Linked DNA regions of Mus musculus: region 2 is linked to region 1. Evidence: chromatin loops called from intact Hi-C (ENCODE). Cell type or tissue: left cerebral cortex. All regions are shown on one strand. Links, peaks and the distances in the headings refer to the core of each region. The heading gives the core; the rest is flanking DNA.

Region 1 (5,385 bases), core at 202-5,201:
GTGTCTGTCTTTTCCCCTGGGATGGGTTTCCTGTAAGCAGCAAAATGTTGGGTCCTGTTTGTGTAGCCAGTCTGTTAGTCTATGTCTTTTCAATGGGGAGTTGAGCCCATTGATATTAAGAGATATTAAGGAAATGTAATTGTTGCTTCCTGTTATTTTTATTGTTAAAGTTGGCATTCTGTTCTTGTGGCTGTAGTCCTTTAGTTTTGTTAAAGGATTACTTTCTTGCTTTTTCTAGGACATGGTTTCTGTCCTTGTATTGTTGTTGTTGTTGTTGTTTTTTTTTTCTGTTATTATCCTTTGAAGGGCTGGATTCATGGAGAGATAATGGGTGAATCTGGTTTTGTTGTGGAATACTTTGGTTTCTCCATCTATGGTAATTGAAAGTTTGGCTGGGTATAGTAGCCTGGGATGGCATTTGGGTTCTCTTAGTGTCTGTATAACATCTGTCCAGGATCTTCTGGCTTTCATAGTCTCTGGTGAAAAGTCTGGTGTAATTCTGATAGGCCTGACTTTATGTTACTTGACCCTTTTCCCTTACACTTTTTAATATTCTATCTTTATTTAGTGCATTTGTTGTTCTGATTATTATGTGTCGGGAGGAATTTCTTTTCTGGTCCAGTCTATTTGGAGTTCTGTAGGCTTCTTGTATATTCATGGGCATCTCTTTGTTTAAGTTTGGGAAGTTTTCTTCTATAATTTTGTTGAAGATATTTGCTGGACCTTTAAGTTGAAAATCTTCATTCTCATCTACTCCTAGGTTTTGTCTTCTCATTGTGTCCTGTATTTCCTGGATGTTTTGAGTTAGTATCTTTTTCCATTTTGCACTTTCTTTGATTGTTGTGCCAGTGTTCTCTATGGAATCTTTTGTACCTGAAAATCTCTCTTCCATCTCTTGTATTCTTTTGCTGATGCTCACATCTATGGTTCCAGATTTCTTTCCTAGGGTTTCTATCTCCAGCATTGTCTCACTTTGGGTTTTCTTTATTGTGTCTACTTTCCTTTTTATGTCTAGTATGGTTTTGTTCATTTCCATCACCTGTTTGGATGTCTCCAGCATTGTCTCACTTTGGGTTTTCTTTATTGTGTCTACTTTCCTTTTTATGTCTAGTATGGTTTTGTTCATTTCCATCACCTGTTTGGATGGGTTTTCCTGTTTTTCTTTATGGACTTGTAACTCTTAACAGTGTTCTCCTGTATTTCTTTAAGTGAGTTATTAAAGTCCTTCTTGATGTCCTCCTCTATCATCATCAGATATGCTTTTAAATCCAGGTCTAGCTTTTCGGGTGTGTTGGGGTGCCCAGGACCAGTCGAGGTGGGAGTGATGTGTTCTGATGATGATGAGTGGTCTTGGTTTCTGTTAGTAAGATTCTTGCGTTTGCCTTTCACCATCTGGTAATCTCTGGAGTTAGTTGTTATAGTTGTCTCTGGTTAGAGCTTGTTCCTCTCATGATTCTGTTAGCCTCTATCAGCAGACCTGGGAGATTAGCTCTCTCCTCTGAGTTTCAGTGGTCAGAGCACTCTCTGCAGGCAACCTCTCCTCTTACAGGGAAGTTGCACAGATATCTGGCATTCGAACCTGCCTCCTGGCAGAAGATGGAGGCCCAAAACAGGGCTTGTCCCAGAAGCTGTTAGCTTCTGTAGTCCACACTCTCACCTGTGCAGACTAGTCTCAGAGGGATCCGGGAACCAAGATGGTGCCTGCAGGTGCTCCAGAAAAGCCTTCCTGGGTGAGTCGGACACCTCTCCTCTGGCAGGGAAGGTGCCCAGATAGATGTCTGGAGCCCCAAATGGGGTCTGCCTCAGAAGCTGTCCTCTAGGGACCTTGGGGATGTCCGCTGACTCTGAGCTCAGGTGACCTGGTGCTGGCTCAGACCGGAAGGGATTTGTGACCCTGATCAGGCTGGCTTTTCTGCTTTCCTAATGCTGTCTCAGGTCCCACGAGCGAGATTGGATTGGAACAGAAGTTGTGTTCTACTCACCAGTGGTCCAAAGATCGTGTGGAGAGTCCTCTAGGGGATCCTGGGTGTATCCGCTGACTCTGAGCGTAAGGTGACCATGTGCTGGTGCTGACAGTAAGGGATTTGTGACCCTGGTCAGGCCAGCTTTTGTCCCAATTTCTTGTCTCTCATCTACACTCAAAGGATTATAATTAGTACTTCATGGCATTTCCCCAAACTTCTGCCAGTGTCACTGCTGAGAACCTCAATTTGCTTAGTGACCTAGTTCCCTTCTTCCTCTTCCATTGTCTCTGAGCAACATGTGATGCCATTGACCAAGCCTTCCTCCAAATCACATTCTTTTGAAGACTCAACAATATCTCACCTGTCTTTACATATTCCTCTGTCATCTTGGGTGGATCTTTTGCATCCACATTCTTCAAGAATCTGCCTTTGTTCCTTTCATCACCTGTACTCACTCAAGACATCTGCTTTGCTCTGAATATTTATGTCTTTCTGAATTCTACAGGTTGAAATTGTGATTCCTCAAGTAAAGTGACTGTATTTGAACATGAGATTCCTGGGAGGCGTCAAATACCTTCCAGTATGGAATTAATACTTTTATAAAAGATGCCCAAGGCAGATCCACTATCCTACCATGTGACAATATGGCTAGGAGTTGTCCTTCATGAGCCCAAAACAGGGTCTTCAATATGAAGAACCTGCCATGATCTTGGATTTCCAAGAGCTCCTTAATCTATCTATCTATCTATCTATCTATCTATCTATCTATCTATCTATCTATGTATCTATCTATCTATCTATGTATCTATCTATCTTAACTACCCAGTTTATACCACTGTGTTTCACCAGTCCTACTGGAATAAGATGCCACTATTGTCTGTAATGATTATTTAAAATCTCATTTAAACTCTGTTACTATCAAATGAGTCCATTTGGGATTTGATTAGAAAGCCCATTTTCCAACAAATAGGGTTATTGTAGCCAGGTGTATAACTCTGTCCTTATCTCTGAGGATTGACTCAGGTCTGGGATACAGATTTGGTAGATGGTACTCATGGAACATTCAGGGACTCTATAGCCCAAGAAATATGTGTTAGAAGAAAAGACATGAAAAATGAGCCTCAGTCCATAAGAAGGTGAAAGTTTCTAAAAAAGATAGCAAGAACACTAGGGATGTGCTACCCAAAGGAGTCAGAGACATTTTTGAGAGTAAACAGTATTGTTGAATATAGAGCTGGATCGAAGTGTATATAACTACAAACACGTGCACTTTTGGCCTTGGAAGAGGTAGTGTGTGAGAGGTATAAAAGCCAGACTGCAGTGGGTGGAGGAGAAAGTGGGAAGTGAAGAAGTGGAGAGCATTTGCATAGATTTCTCTTTCTAGAAGTCTGGCTGTGAATGGAAGACATAAGGTGGTAGCTGGCGGCAACTGAAAGTTTAAGGAGGGGGTGAGTCTGGGGAGATGAACATATTTGTGGTCTAAGGAGAAAGATGCAGATAAGGAAAGGTACATAAAATAAAATGGGGCGATTTAAAGAGCCGTGGAATAATGGTAAGATGAGATGGCTAGGAGTATAAACCAGGTCTAAGAACATTTTAAGAAGTTAGTTCTGGAAAGAAAGAAGGAAAAAAAAAGATCTAGCTGATATTGCCAAGGAGCATTACTCGAACCCATAGACAGAAATTATTGACAACTAGATGTGGTATGGACCATGTAAATTACATGGGATTGTCTTCAGTACTAAGTTCATGAAACAGATTCAATATCCACTGGCAGAAAATAGTAAGAAGGATGATATGAAATAGGATGAGGAGATTGCAACTCTCCAAGCTATACATCAAGTAGATTTGTGATAAGAAGGAAGAGGCCAAGTTCAAATAAGTAAAGGCCACCCTACTAGATTTGTCAATTCAGGTCCAAGGATGTATGCAAAATGAGTCATTCCCCCACCTTTGTATCTCTACAATGCAATGGTGTCTGTACTATCAACTACTTCTGTGGGTTGGGGATTGGTTATATACTAGGTACCTCATATGCAATATCCTCAACTGTCAGGATAGTTTTGAAAAACTGCTGAGTAGTTTGTCTTTTACTCTGAGGAACCGATACTCAAGATATGATGTAGGTTATCAGAAGGTCTCACACTCTTGTCTGACTCAGTTCCCCGACTCTTTTGCTTACTCACTATCTTGTCACAACCTTTGAGATTTGACATCAGCATGTTTTCCCTCTGAGCATTCCTTTCTCTGGCATCAGAAACTCTAGTCTTTGAATTCTTCTTGTGTGATCCTGTTTTCTGTCTTCTTTTTCTCCTGCCTCCCCCTATAGGATGTTTGTTTCCTGTTTTTGAACATGCATGAACTTTTTCTTCAAGGTGTTAATGAGTTCCCTATGGAAAAGTCAAGACACCTCAGTTAAAAATAAAATAAAATAAAATAAAGCACTAAATTCCTTGAGGACAGAGTGGGACGTGTGGAACGTTTTCCCCAAGGACATCTCCACACTTCTTAATTTAGTTTCCTTCTTAAACCAATTTGCCAATTAAGTTGTCCTTCTAGGAGTCAAGGGCAGCACTCAGTAGAAAGCCACACCTCCTCCTTTGTCTGCCCTTCACAGGTAGACACTCATAGTCTGGAACCAAGTCACTTTCCATCTTACGTTTGTTATTTCCTATATCATGTAATTTGTTTACCTCCTGGACTCCCTGCCTAAAAGTCTCTATGCCTCTGTCATTGTCTAACAACTATTTACTCATAAAAATTCAAACCAGTTTTTAGAAACATTCCTAGGTAGATGGGTTATATCAGGCACTGCTTCTAGCTTGTATCTCTTCTATCATAATATAGGACTATGAAGGAAGATGACCAACAGAGTAGGATAATGGATATGATGGCTATAATAAATAAGACCTGGCACAAAGGATATATCATTTCATCTTGTAACAGCCCTATTACCCCAGCTGTAGAAGAAGACATAGTGAATAATGACACCATTCGGTTGTTTCAGAGAAGGCATGCACTGGTCCACATAAGCACATTATTTGGTGTTCACCACATAACCCATGCTAGTCCATCCTATAATATTTCTCAGAGTAATGTATTTTATTTCTGACTGCATTTTCCATACTGGCTCAATGGCCTCAAGAAATTAGGGATGGGATTTGAACTGGTTCCCTTCTCATCACCTCATTCAGAGTCTAACATTTAGTAGGGACTTATTAATAAATGAGTGTACAAAAATAAACCTTCTCAGGATGAACCATCCTTAGGACTATATTATTTGTAATCACATTTTTTAATTTATGTAATCCTTGAGAGTGAAAATAGAGTGGACAAACATCTTCATTTGAAAGTCCAGAGGCCTCTGCAAGGACTGAATACTTGATGGGATATGTATACAGCAGCTTCCAAGTTCTGTATA
Region 2 (5,385 bases), core at 195-5,194, 71 kb after region 1:
TGGTCCCACATCTTTGTATAAATCCCAGCAGGGTCTTGGGGAGACACTGTATGACCTTGTTTGGCATTATCCACAGTAGCTAAAAGGTATAATTATTTATGAATGAAAGGCTCAAAAAAGATGCAGTGCATGCGCACATTGGAATGTTATTCTGCCTTAAAAGAGAGACTCTGATGCTTAGGATACGATGCATGAACCCTGAAGACACGCTAAGTGAAATAAATCACAAAGCACTCACACTATGTTTCACTTTCTTAAGGTTTCTGGGGAAAATAGAAAATGAAATAGAAGTTCTAAGAAGTTTGGGAAAAAGAGAATGAGCTATTATCTTGGAGAATATAGTTTTTTCTTTACCAGATAAGATGAACTATGGATGGAGGTGGTTGGACAATGATACAAATGCAGTTAATGCTACTGTATCATACACATAAAAAAATGGTCAAGATGATATGCTGGTTAATATTATCAGGTTGAGCGGGTCTAGAATCATAAGCCTCTGGAAATGTCTATATGGGATTGTCCAGACTTGGTTAATAGCCACACTGAATGTAAGCACTGACATTCCATGGTCTGGGATTCTTCAACGGAATAAAAAAGAACAAGGTAGCTGAGCATGGGTGTTGATCACTCTGCTTCCTTACTACAGATGGAATGTAACAGTCTGCTTAAAGCTCCTGCTTCTCCCCTATGAAGGACTCCCCTTTTTGTGAGCCAGAGTAATAAATCCTTTTACCTCTGAGTTGCTTTGTCAGAATATTTTATCACAGAACCAGGAAAAGTAATGCAATGGGGAATTCTGTCTATGTGTAACCAGAGTTAAAACATTTTTTAAATAATTAAAGTATAAGGCAAAATGATCACTAGCAACCCAAGACAGACCCTAGACCACCTGAAGGATGGAGGGGGTCATGTAGGAAGAGGAAAGCTATGTTCAAAAATGACTTGGCAAGGAGCCAACAATGCTGGGATGGCAAGATGTCACCACACAGTAGTGCGTGCGCTCTCTATGTATCTGTCTCTCCATTTCATTCCTCATGATCACAGATGACTAATGGAGCATATGATCATGTTGTTTTACTTTTTTGAGGTGCTTCAGGTGTTAGGAGCCACAATCAGCCATCTTTGTTTTCAAAAAGGACCCTTCAATTTGCTGGTCCTCGGTATTTCTAATTATATAGTGATAGATGTGCAATCTGTTCTCTGACTTTCATCATGAATCAGTCTCCTATGGGTCTTTGCAAGACTCTCAGGAGAATCTCAGTGGAGGCTGGGTGACAGTGTTCAGCTCCTGTGCCAGGGTACTGCAAAAAGACCAGCCAGCCAGTGAGGAGAGTCTGAGTTCACGCCCACAGCTCACCGGTGCCTCAGAAGGCTGATCACCTTTCTGACTGTCTCCATCTGCGGCTCCCTTGGGCTGTGACTGAGCAGGTGTTTCATTCAGAAAATGCCTAATCAGAGCCTCTGGTCTCTCAGGTCTCATGAAACCCTAGCTGCACTCTCAAAAAGCAATACTCCGATGGGGGTAGAGGGGTGAATATTCTTACAGTCCTTGAGGTTTTATATGGTAGAAATGAGAGCCAAGGGTTGAGTGAAGGGAGGCCAGGGGAGCACTTTCTGAGAAAAACCTGCCAGGAATCCTGAAAAATATCTATTCAATAACTGTCTGGTCATGGTAATAAATTGCCTTTGTATAGCTCATTAATAATAATAATAGCTAACAGTTAATAGTGCTTACTCTGTGCCAGGCACTGTTGAAATGTGTTTGGAATATTAACTTACAACCTGAGCAGCAGCCTCCTGACATTATCCTACGCATTTTACAGAGAAGGAAACGGAGGCACTGATAGATTTATAACTTGGGCCAAGTTTGCAAGATAAGTCAGGGACACAGGCAAGAGCATTAGATCATGCTGTACCCCTCTCTGCAATGGGATGATATTTCTAAAGTATTTGACTTCTGAGTCTACAGTATTGTTCTGGTTTCATGTGATTTTTGAGAAGATCCACATTTTATTTGAAAGACAATGATCTTGAAGATACAGATGCGAGGGGTCACATCAGTGTGTGTACTATGGAACAAGGCTGAGGTTGAACTTGGGTCTGTAGCGTCCTAAGAATAGGTCACTTGAGTTGATAACAAGGCTCTGAGAAGAAGCCATCTCTTCTCCTCAGAATGCTGAACTTCTTCCACCCACATTCAGGCATGTTTTGGATTAAATGTGTTAGGAACTAAACAGCAGCTACCATGATTTCTCGAGATATTTCTTGCCAATCAAAGCTAAGCTGGGTCACATTACCCCGTGTGAGGGTTAATAGCATCAATTTGACAGAATTTATAGTCACTATGGAAAGAATTCTGTAGGCATGGCTGTGAGAACTTATGCAGATTATGTTCATTGAGGTGGGATGCTCTACTCTAACTGTGATGGGTACCATCCCACGGGCTGAGATCTCAGGCTGACTATAAAGGACATGAGCTGAATACACACATTCATCTCTTTCTGTTACTGACTGTGGATGCAGTGTGACCAGATATTTCCTCCTTCCATATCTTCCCTGTAGTCATGAACCTGGAAATGTGAGACAAACCAGAGCCTTTGTTCCTTAAACAGCATTTGTCAGATATTTTGTCAGACCAGTAAGATAAGCAAATAGTACCCCCATCTTCTCAATTGTCAGAAAAAGGTGCACTGTTATCTACCAGTTCCAAAGAAGGGAAAGTTAGGCAGGGACAGGAGAGACAACTTCTTCTGGGTTCATGCTACACAAGTCTATATTTATTTTGTTTCATAGAAGCCCTGTTTTTCACTGTCATTAACACAGAACCAAGGTCATTCTGACAAGGTATACAAGCTACAGACATGTATGTAAGAGGCCACCTAGGGAAAATGGCTTAGAGTGACACTGGGTGACTGTCATAGCACCAACTCCCATTTTAAACAGTGGATTTTCTGATAGCAATTTCTTTCTCATAGCAGCTCTAGGTGATTAACATTATGATCATGCCCACTTGACAGACAGTGAACATGAAGTGTAGAGATGGTCACAAAGGTGGTAGGTGGTATAATTCACTGCCCCGGGATCCTTTTAGCTATTCTCTCTGAAACAACTCCCTTTAAAGATAATAATTAAAAAGCAAAACCAACAAACACAAAACAAGAACAGGTGAGACCAGAACTCCCAGCAATCTTGTATCACCGGATTTCTCTCCATCAGCAACTGATCTTGTGGTGGCTTCTTGGGGGAACTCCAACTGGGTGTCCTCTTGTTCCATCCAGTTCTGCCACACTCTACTGGGGACTGCACTGGACCCAGCAGGTTGAGGTTTGCAATACAAAGCTGGCCTCTCCTCAGATGTCAACCCCTGATGGCTCCACCCACATTTATCACCAGCTAGCTGTAAATGGGGATTCCCATAACTTTTCTCAGGTTTGACTCATCAACTGGATAGCTCATAAGAACCATGGTGACTGGTTTATTACATAGGATATACTTACAAAACACCAGAAGAGACATATAAGGAAAGGTATATCAGAGAACATATAGAGCATCCATTTTTCTCAGGCTACCTCAGTCTACAAGAAGCTCTATGTTTTCAGAAACTCCCAGAAGTGCTTATGTCACTATCAGAGCTGAATTACTGGTCACTGGAGATCAACTTGCCTTCATTCCCTCTGTCCTTTTTGGAGGTTTGGAGATGGACTAAAAGTCCAAATCTTCTAGTCATAAATAGATCTTTCCTCTACTCAGCCCCCACCCTGATGATGCTAGGAAAAGCTTGTCAACATATCGACCTAGCCACAGACACTTTGGCCAGGCATCATTGCACACACCTATAATCCTACTACTTGAGATACCAAGGCAACAGGATGGTGAGTTCAAGTAGGAGGATGGTGAGTTCTCAAAGAAAAGCAGGGCATGGGAGGGGCAAATGTAGCTTTCCAGAGAAATGTTCATCTAGCAGGCAGAACGTCATGAATTTGATTCCAGTACCATATAAATCAGGCATGGTGGTATGTATCTGTAGTCTCAACACGTCAGAGTTATAAACAGGAAGAGCAGAAGTTAAAGGCCACACTTGGCTACCTAGCAGGGAATTCAAGCTGTAAAAGAATATGTCTCAAGGTTTACATACAAACACTGAAATGGAGGGAGAACTACTTTGAAGACTAGAAGAGAGTAGATAGGTATTATGTCGGTACACAATGTCACCAAGGAATACTAGCAGGATTTCTTTTTTATACACTGGGATTCAAGTTGAAAGCAGCTTCTCTAATTTTATAAAGTCAAGGAGCAGAAGCAAGATTTGAACCCATGCAATTTGACTGCAAAGCTCTTCCCTTTCACTATGGTGCCTAGCTATGAGCTGCTTAATCAGGGGTCAGACCAGGCCCTCATTAAAGCTGCAGAGATGAACCATTTTAGGCCTGCCACGTTTTACTGGCTCATTTCCCTTCTCCATCTTTTGTAACTAAAAACTCAATTTGCAGCTCAAGGCTGTGTCCTCACACTGTACCTTCTCATTGATCGCCCAGACTCTGAGTGAGAAACGATTTTATAAGCTAGTTGGCTTTGAAAAGCATAGAGTGGCAGCCATTGAACATATGCTTCTGTGGGTATATATTTATTCAGCTTATGTTGAGTGTAATTTTGGATGCTTTGCATATTTTATTTTTTTTTTGTCGCAGAGAGCAATTTTTAAAAAAGGGAAGAAAAAAGTCTCATCACTAAATGGAGACAGATGCCATACAGATATAAATCCAACATATATATATATATATATATATATATATATATATATATATGAATATGAGAGAATCAGAAAAGAAGCGAATCACCAATCCTGCATTCCAGGAACTGAAATGGGTAGAAGAAGGTGACTCATAGGCAATGAGAATCAAGTGTTTATTCTGATATCCATGAAAAGATATTTGTCAAGTTGGCTCCAGGCCAGGACCTAAGATCTTTATTCCAGGGCCTGCCTCCCATCCTGCTTCATCTTTTTTCTTCATGGTAGTATTGGAAGGACAGAAATACAGGCTTGAGTGAGCCACTCAGCACTTCCAGCAACCCAGAGTGAGTAGTTTAACATGTGAGACCGAATGCATCATTGTCTGAAGTCAACAGCTGCAGCAGTAGTCATGTGTAGGTTGGAACCAAGGTCTCAAACCACAACAACATGTGCAGAGCAGCCTTCACTAACAGTGTTTGAAGTCGTTGAGTTGAAAAACCATACCCCACATCCTTACATAAGATAAGCAAAGTGCTTAGTTCTACGTTCCAGAGGGGGAGGGCAACCCAATTTTGCAAATGCTTGGATTCAAACATCTAAGGTCACACTTAAAATTGGCTAAAGAGACTTTTTCTTTCTCCCTATATTATTTC

Evidence for each region. Peaks named below come from ENCODE experiments on the same cell type or tissue, not always from the same donor. Only the 100,000 strongest peaks of a DNase experiment are listed, where the experiment ranks them.
Region 2: it touches region 1 in a loop (4-fold over the local background); 2 of 42 quality-filtered maps call a loop at or near these places.

The regions. Positions count from the first base shown.
Region 1 is chr4:65,692,116-65,697,500 of GRCm38, forward strand. The region is part of intron 13 of Astn2 (astrotactin 2); the gene reads right to left. Among named protein-coding and RNA genes, the nearest start is that of Gm31533, 67 kb to the left of the region's middle. In left cerebral cortex, for the core only: no CTCF peak of the experiment used is centred there; a DNase peak (open chromatin) is centred at 3,317; H3K27ac peaks cover 470 bases.
Region 2 is chr4:65,763,066-65,768,450 of GRCm38, forward strand. The region is part of intron 11 of Astn2 (astrotactin 2); the gene reads right to left. Among named protein-coding and RNA genes, the nearest start is that of Gm31533, 140 kb to the left of the region's middle. In left cerebral cortex, for the core only: no CTCF peak of the experiment used is centred there; DNase peaks (open chromatin) are centred at 1,318, 2,430, 3,955, 4,555 and 1 more place; H3K27ac peaks cover 623 bases.